Regions from separate parts of the Homo sapiens genome. Here region 1 is linked to region 2. Evidence: chromatin contacts called from ENCODE Hi-C or POLR2A ChIA-PET data. All regions are on one chromosome and are shown on one strand. Each heading gives the region's core, a stretch centred on a gene start or an enhancer-like site at or near the end of the contact. The rest is flanking DNA. Distances are from core to core; before and after follow the strand shown. Region 1 has its middle 130 kb from the start of LINC00924. Region 2 overlaps LETR1 (lymphatic endothelial transcriptional regulator lncRNA 1).

The links. Hi-C counts contacts between places; a loop is a spot of excess contacts on that map. ChIA-PET counts read pairs that join two places held with the same protein, here RNA polymerase II (POLR2A). Pooled maps may share reads with other maps.
Region 1: a loop to region 2 is called in a map of endothelial cell of hepatic sinusoid, with 2.6 times the contacts of the local background. The contact joins two enhancer-like sites. A Hi-C loop is called at or near these places in 1 of 168 maps with a recorded cell type or tissue (endothelial cell of hepatic sinusoid) and 6 of 50 pooled maps. POLR2A ChIA-PET finds 5 or more read pairs at or near these places in 3 of 52 experiments (CD8-positive, alpha-beta memory T cell, HEK293 and WTC11).

Annotation. Positions count from the first base shown.
Region 1 is chr15:95,556,105-95,560,314 of GRCh38, reverse strand. No RefSeq gene overlaps it. Among named protein-coding and RNA genes, the nearest start is that of LINC00924, 130 kb to the right of the region's middle. RefSeq lists an enhancer at 2,421-2,715. Within about 2 kb of position 2,619, at least 9 of the 41 ENCODE cell types and tissues checked have a DNase peak (open chromatin) inside an H3K27ac peak, as active enhancers do.
Region 2 is chr15:95,285,898-95,290,542 of GRCh38, reverse strand. It overlaps LETR1 (lymphatic endothelial transcriptional regulator lncRNA 1), which reads left to right. Exons shown (of 4, transcript NR_034095.1): 2 at 989-1,121; 3 at 2,075-2,241. Among named protein-coding and RNA genes, the nearest start is that of LETR1, 39 kb to the left of the region's middle. Within about 2 kb of position 2,635, at least 5 of the 41 ENCODE cell types and tissues checked have a DNase peak (open chromatin) inside an H3K27ac peak, as active enhancers do.

The sequences.
Region 1 (4,210 bases), core at 1,370-3,869, 270 kb before region 2:
TAAAAGGTATATGGATGTGGTCTCTCTCTCTTTCTCAAAATATCTTGCTGTACTGTACTCACCCTTTTCTTTGTGATGATGTGAAATATAAAATGTCTATGTCATGAGATAAAGGGATGCATAGCTATAGGCATTGTGACGTAAATGAGCAATTTCAGAAATAAACAATTCATAAATTCTAAATTGTGCCACATTCTGAGTAGTGTGATGAAATCTTGGGCCATCTTGCTCCGTCGCACGTGGGACATGAATCATTTCTTGGAGAAGCAGATCCCGGCTGTCTGCACTGTCTGCCCATGACTCACTTAGTAGCCATCTCTGTTATCAGATTGACTGTCCTGTTGTTGCCGTGCTTGTGTTCAATTAACCTTTCTTTGACTTAATAATGGCCCCAAAGCACACAGGTAGTGATGTCCTATTTTCAGACCCCCATTGACCACAGGTAAGTGAAACTGCGGAAAACAAAATTGTGGATAAACGGGGACTGCTGCACTTGGTTGTATTATAGAAGGGTAGTTTTCACTGTCTTATTCTTATAACCTAGATAAAAAGCAATGGCTTAACAAAATAGTAACAGATAAAATGGATGTGATCATGTGCCTGGCTAAACTCAAAAAGTAGTAAAATGTTTGTAATTAATAAGGCTAATTGACCACATAGAGTCTGAAAATTGATTTCACTGGGGTGGATGCAGAGGGATGGGGTGAACCTCACAAATCTCCTTGCAGGGCACAGGGGACCTTCATTACTAAACGGTATCCTAACCCTTAATATCCCCTCAATCACTTCCTCCAATACCTGCCAGCTACTGGGAAATTGTGCCTTCCCCAGGGCAATTCCTGCACATTCTTTTCCTTATGCCCAAGCCTAACACTTCTCTGCCTGAAATATGAACTCCTCCCCTAAATTCCTACTTTTTCTTTGGAACCTAACTTTCCACTTGACTGGGTCTTCGAAATATCCATGGCTCTCCCCATTGTGATGCCATATAGCTCTTATCTACTGTATTGTAAATATTTCTTTACATGCTAATCAAACTTTAAGAAACTCAAGTAGGAGCTCATAACAAAAATAAGTATTACGTTTAGTTCTTCTTCCTTTTAATACCTGACACTAAGTCTGGAAGACAGCAGCTAATAAATAAATGCTAGCTGAATGAATGATGAAAAAATGAATAACCCTGAGTCAACCATCGTATCTTTAAGAAATTATTATAATAGTAACAACAAGGAGATGACTAATATAATTTTACTAAGTTTAGAAAGCCTTGGAAGGTTAAACTTCATGAGAGCAGTAGTCCTACCAAGTGTTTTATTATATTAGCAATTATCTTTTACATTCTAGTAAAATCCAGGCCTTTATTCATATTTTTCTCTGTGAAAGGTACAATCAATCAATTATGAAGGTGAAATTATGTTGATGCTGAGGCAGTATGGGGAACCCTAAATAGTTGGAGTACTCAAGTCACAGAAAATCATGAAAATGAAGCTCAAGTGATGGATTAGTGAAGACGATAAGTCCCTCAAATTTGAGTTGCAGCGATAAGGGAATTGAGGGGGAAAAAAAAGCTAAGTAGAAACTCACTTGAAAAATGCACTTAAGTCTTCATGATAAAATTTCAAACTTCTTTTATTACTATTCATTTTTATCTAAAAAATCATGTTAGCATTTAGTCCCAAATTTCCAAGCCTTGTGTTCGTCTTTCTCTGCGATGTTATCAGCTGGAAGGGAAAGCTGGCCGTGAAACTGTTATGTTAAGCACTTTTCCACAAGAACTTATTGCTTTAATAAGTAGGGAAAATGCTCTTAAAGAAAAAGAAATGTCATTCAAGATTCATTAGAGGGAAAAAAATAAAAAAGAAACCCATGTGATCCTCCATCGAATTCAGACTTCCTTACCATGGAATACTGAACATACATACCCTGAGGTCTTAACAAAGAGTAGGAGTAAACAGTTACTCATCACTAGAAAGAGAATTGTATATTCTCCGGGACAATGCACTAAGACAAGAGTACATAGACCAGTGTGTACACCAGGCAGTTATTGCCATGTCCCTGTAGACTGGGGATTCCAAGATAAACAATGCCTCACACAGGTAAGCACTCAATAAATATTTTTTGAAAGGATAGATGAACATTAGAAAGCAGTTTAATGCTCTTTAATAACTATAATCCCCCCTTGTAGATCAAACTCTCATCTTATATGAGCTTATGGCAGAAGCCACAATTACTTTTGCACCAACCTAATACATAGAATTAATTTATATCTATAAGAATTCACATATCAGCATAATCTACTGCCTTAGAACCTCATGCCTCTTTAGGAGTTGTTTTATTGCCATTGTCTTACGGTTTTTACCACTTTTGAAACCAATATGTATTAATAACAATAAAGTCACTTTATGACCTCAATGAAAAGATGTGGATTTTTTTTTTCTGACAAGGTGTTTTTTTCCTAATTAACCTTATTTTTAGAACTTGTTTTAAACACATGTGACTAGACATAATCAGCCTATGGTTAAAAATATAATACTATGATGAGTCATGTGGGTAGCAATGAAAGGGAAAAGAGATGACTCACTTTCCCAGCAGTGAGCATTCCTCTTGTCTTCCTGGTTTCTGGCCACCTCCCTCCACTGCCCCATAAAAACCCTGCCTTAGCTAAAGCTAGGCAATTTTTCTCACCTTCCCTCCGAACCTTGTGCTTAGACTACGAAGTTTGGACACTTTGGCATGAGGCTATTTTAAAGTCTGAATCCGATGTGGTAGGAAAAGCAGGTATAGAAACGGACCCCCTACATCCAGATTACATCTGCGAATGAAACCCAATAATGTTCTCAAGTTCAAAGCAATCGCCCACTCACCCGATGGTCTCTTTGGATGATTGAAAATGGCTTAAGCAAGTACATATGGGCTTAAAGAGCCACTCAAAATAACTGAAAAGCAGGTTGTCCACAGAGAAGCCATGTCACTTCGTTGACAAATAAGCGTGGGCTGAGCTGGCAAGGGGCTTCCCGGGGGCTCCTCACCCGCAGGGGGAGAGGAAACGTCGGGTGAGTGTGGGAATAATAAGTGAGCGCGGCGTCCTCTCTGGTTCTACTATTCTATAAATGTTATATTTGTTAGGCGAGCTCCCTCCCTGACCACCCCCCAAGCAGTTCATAGACAATAAAACACCAGGAATCCCTGAAGAGTGGTAAAATGCTGACATGATTTAAGAAGGAAGACTCTGATAAGAAGATAAAAACCTAATAAACAGAGTCTAGAGAACCTTGGTTCGTCTCAGCCGCTTGCCAGTGTAAGCAAAACCCTCCCAAGGAAAACAAAAGGAGCCTTAATGGTAAGGACATTCCACTCGCAGACCATCTGAAGGAGAAAGTTGAGGCCGTGACCTCTGCAGACTGCAGTTATGAGAGCTCGGACAAAAAAATATTTGATTTGGTTCAAGAAGCAAAATCAGTCACTGGATTTTTTAATATCTTTTTTCTTCAATAAAAAAATAATGTATTTTATGTGTGCTTGAGAGAGAGTTGTGTATACATGGTAAATATTTCTCCCACCCATGTAGTTTTTCTGTTTAGCTTGGTCTTAATTTCTTCTTGGATTTTAACCCCAGGAAAAGGTGGATTCACAGGCCCATTGATTTCCCTTTTTTAATTAACACAAGGCTCCCGAAAGCTCATCTGAAGTTTCACACATGAATCTGCAAATATGTAAAGACGTACATTCTCTCCAAGAACCAGAATGAGAATCTGCAAAGCTGTGAGTTTATTGTTGAAAATTTAGGGAATGCTAAAAGAATATATTAGCATCTTTGAAATCTAGAACAGAGAATTCCTTAGAAAATGCTTAAATGCACATAGGCTCCCAGGCTAGCTAAAAAAAAAAACCTACAAATGGTTGAAATTCTGAGCAATTCTGTTGCAACATCGATAGACATATGTAATAAGAGATATCTGTGAAGTTATTTGTGCTTTTGGTATTTAAAGAAAATTTGTAGAATTAGAGAAGAAGGAGGACAAAAGTTTTATAGAAATTTTCCAGAGCTCTTTTAGTACACTTACAAGAAGAGCTTCAATGGTTGTTGATGCTATTTTTCATTATGATTAGCTTAACTTAAAAAATGTATAGCTTGCCTTTTCCCAGATACAGATAAGGACTACATATGATAATCAAACGTAACTAGCTTTTCTAAAAATAAAATTTATTT
Region 2 (4,645 bases), core at 1,386-3,885:
GAAGGAAGATGCAACCTAAAAAAAAAAAAAAAAAAAAGAAAGGAAGAAAAAGAAAAGGAATTCTTTTTTTCTGCTCAAAGATGACAGGCTGAAGTTGACAACCTAATCCTTCAGGCTTGTCTTACTTACTGAAAGGCTCAAGTAATGTCAAAGGAACCATCTGATAACAGTCTACATGCCAAACCTAACAGCTTTATTGCAACAAGAAACTTTCACATTAAATTTCCATGTGTTTTCTCTCCACACTCCTTCTTAACTTTACAGCACACTCCCCACCTTTTTTTTTTCCCAAAGAAAGATAAGTCTTCCCTGCTGCAAAAAAAAAAAAAAAAAAAAACCAACAACAACAACAAAAAACAAATAGAAACTGCTGTATAGGCCAGCTGGGATATAGTCAAATTAGTGGATTATTATTACCTTGGGGACATTAGAAATCAAGTTTGTTATTGGCAGTTCCTGTTTCTGTAAGAGCTGTTAATAGCTAAAATTTAAAGGGTGTTTGTCGATCAACAGAATGTTATTTTCTTAAGTGGGTAACTGCCATTTTTCTTTTTCACGTTGCTCCTGCTGCTGCTACCTGGCACCAAGTTTACCTAAAAGTTCAGCCTCCCTTATAACTAGAAATAAAGCCAGTTTTCACAGAAACATAAAGCACACCTTTTTCTGGACTTACAGTTGTGACCTAAGAGAGCAGGTGTATGAGTTAGGAGTCTCAAACTAAAAAACCTTTTAGAAAATGGTATCAACTTGTTAAGCACACTTGAAAAGATAATAAATACAGACATTGTAATATAAGTAAGGGTGGCTCATTCTTTTCGTGTTCTCCGGGTGTTATATAAAGAATGTTTTCAGTAAAATACAGATCCTTCTGTGCTTACACTTTGTGACATTCTTGCTGGGACAGTTTTACATTTTGAAGCTAAACAATTCATTTAAGAATTTTAGCTCAAGTCCATGGTTTTTTTGTTTTGTTTTGTTTTTGTTTCAGTTGACGATGGTCGTACTTCTCCATGTTCTGAGACCAGTTTAAACAAAAACAAAAACCAGACAACAACCTTGCAAGGGAAAGAATTCAGAGTAAATAAACAGTCTTTTTCTGGGAAGTAAAATATTTCCCTAAGGTAAGTTACTTTTCCAAGGGAATTACAGCATATCCCAATGTGGACTAACAGGCGTTTTCTTCTGGTCTGATTAACATTTAGGAAAAAATAGATTCCTGAAAATAGCCTATTGTGTAATTATGTGTCTGATTGGAACAGCAAAATGTCTTTGTTAAACATCTTTTTAAAAACCAATTTTACCATTTCCTTCCAAACATTTGTTAATTTAATTGTGTTAACCCTTGCATCCACATTATTGGTCATGTGGCTGGATTGATTAAGAACAGACAGGGATATAGATTTCCACCTACAGAAACTCTTTTCAAGGGGTTAATCAGCTGGTAACTTGAGTTACAAATATATTGGGGAAAATGGTACTTTTGGTAAGATTTCTCACAGTGTATTCTTCAGCTATTTTTGAAAATTATACCCACAAGTTACATCACATCTGTAATAAACTCTGCACTTCAAGCTGCAGAACCTTCCAAGATATTCTGTGGAGTTTGTTGTATTTTCCCCATTTCTATATTTAAAACAAATTTCCTACCCATCCACCCCCTCCTTGAATTCAGGGAAACACAAATAACTCATAAGCTTTGCACTGAAATGAGTTTGTTTTGCTTTCATGCCTAGTATTGCTTTTGAAATTGTTCAGCAGTAAAGAAAAGAAAAAGCTGCTGGTATTAGCTTTAAACAACCGCCACAAACATATTGTCTTCCTATTTATTCTAGGTTTTCTTTCAGCCAAAATCAGACTTGCAGAGTTATTCTAGAGCAGTTGGATGACATACAAAATCACAACCACCAAAATATACACTATATCTTTATAATGGGTTTTATGTACTCACAGATACACACACACACTATGTATATATTAAACAAAAATATGAAATTGACTCATTACAAAAGTAACCATCCGGGTATGTGAAAACTAAGAATTGTGACTTTGATATTAAGATATGTCCATTTTGCAGATGGAGAAATTGAGATGAGAGCTCATCCACAAGATTACCCATCAATGAGCACCAATAGCAACCAAATCCACTAGAAGACTGGGAGCTTTTAAGTCAAGAAACTTACATCAGTATCATCATTCCAAGAAGCGGTATCCAAGCTGTTTTATCGAAAGTGCGCATGGGAGGTAAGAGTTGGGAAAGATATCTGCAAACTAAATCTGGGGGATGCCTCTTCTTGAGGAGCTGGGGAAGAATAACCATGCTCAAGAATGTTCCTCTTTTAACAGAAACCCCTTTCTGAGGCACAGACCCTGCAGGCTCTGAAGAAATAGGATAGATTATTTCAGCTCTCTCAGCTTGGGAAGTGTGTTTGGAAGAGCATCTTCCTAGCTGCAATAATAAACAGCTCCAGCTGCAAGAGCTTTGCTAAACAAGCCTGGGCAAAACCGTTGGATTCCTTTCCTTTGACCATCTTAGATTTCCCCTGCAAGAGGCAAGGCAGGGAGCCTGCCCTGGAAATGTCCTCCTAGCCCTGCCCTGTGCAGCTCTGCGCTTCCCCAGGAACACACTCCCTCCCCCAGTCCGCCGCCCCACTTTTGTTTTATTTACGAATATGTTGCCAGAATTCCAATGAGTTATCTATTCTGTGGCCCCTTCATTTTCCCACCGAGGCCTTGTCGCCGGCTGACTCAGGGTCCAGTCGCAACAGTGAGAAGAAAAGAAGAGAGCAAAAGAATTCTTTTCAACTTTTTTTTTTTTTATGTTTCACTCATTTCTCTCTCTGTCTCCCCCAGGCCTCCTCCCCTCTCCTGCTCCCTCGTTCCCCCCACTCCCCAGCCTCCTAGGCTCTCCTTTACCCCCTTTATGTTACACGATCGCTCAAATTGAAGCTCAGGAGGGTCCTATAGGGAATGCATAGGAACCCTGGGAGAAAAAAGCCCCCAACAAGCTATACACCAGATGTATAACGTTATATGGTCAAACTGGCAAACACAAAAGCTGAAAAACAAAAGGCGTGAATTAGGGAGACGCATTCAAAGGCGTGTTTTCAAAACAGCCCGGCCAAGAGCCTGGATCCCCCTCCTGAGACTAAATGCTTGAAAGAAAAGGTGCTAAAGAAAGAAAGGAAAAGAAAAAAAGCCCATTTTTTCTAATTAGCTGAGGCCTAACAGGCGCTGAATTTCGCAACTAGTTTTCATCAAGGGGGTTGTGGCTCGTGAAACTGAAAAAAGATGCTTTTGAAACCTGTGATGTAGGCCCTTTCTCGGACCAGAGCTGGTCTCTCTCCTTGAGCTTTTTTCTCCCCCTCGCTTTTTGGGTTCTGCCTTGCTTCATATCTTGATCCCTTTTTTGCACCCTCCCCTCAAAGTACAAATATTATTTGGGCTTAAAAAGAGAGCAGGAGGGAAAGCCACAATGGCCCTCCCCGCCCCTCTTTCTGTCTGGTAGGCAGGGGGTTTTCCTTGCCAGCAACAGTCCTGAGTCGCTATGAATCTCATTCCAAAGCTCCGCAGAGCACCAAAGGGGAGGGAAAAGGTGTCACTGCAGGCTGAGAGTGTGTGTGTGTGTGTGTGTGTGTGTGTGTGTGTGTGTGTGTTTTCTGTAAACGCTGGGCTTAAAATTAAAAACCCTCCACTACTGTGATTTTAGATATTTGGAGGATGGTCTCTCGCTGAGCGTTTTTGCAAATGCAACTAGGCAATGTTTTCTAGGCAGCAAGGTAGATTCCCAGAGCAAAAGGTTTTGCTCCTCCTGCGCTTTCAGAAAGGACACACACAAGCAACCTGAATTTTTTTTTAATTCTGATTTGAAGTGTATAAAAGGATGTTGCAACCAGAGAGTTACTAGTCTTCTGCTGCATGAACAAATTATGAACTTGCATTCTTCAATCACATTTCTAATAGGAAAACAAAGCAGAACTCGTGGGTGAGAGTTGGTGGGCCGCCTGCGTTTGGAAGGGAGGCAACTTTAATTGCCGTGCTGTCTGGCTCGGATCCCTGTGGTCCTGCGTGGTGTGTTTTAGTAACAAACACTTGTTCTAATGAATTGGCCTTATTAGGGGGCTCCTCATATTCTTTTATAAAGAGCAGAGCTATTCTGAACTTCTGAATGCAACAGTCTCTTGATATTCTCACACTGAAGGCTGTAGTGTGGGATTGCATTCCCTCTCCTGTATTTTCATAAGGCTCGTATTTTTTAATGGCAGAAGAGTGAGCAGTGGTAGAAAGGTAAGAAAACTACAGAGCTTGCAGGTACCTGCCATCCATGGACCCAGGGCCATCAAAGAGGCTTGCAAAATCATTATGCTAAAGATGTATTTGCCTTCACAGCTGAACAATCCGGATTTTAGGTCAGTCACCTCCTGGCACATTTAAAAAAAAAAAAAAAACTCATGGCAATGGATAAAACAGATTCATTAGCTTTGATTAACCTTCTTTAACTAGAGTTAAAAACCTGCCGTAGGCAGCTCAGCTACCAATGCAGCCTTGAAGATACTTTATCATGTTTAAGACCCAATTACTGTTGCACTGAGTAAGAATAAAACATCACAATAAAATGTGGTACAAACCGCAACTCTAACGCACACAG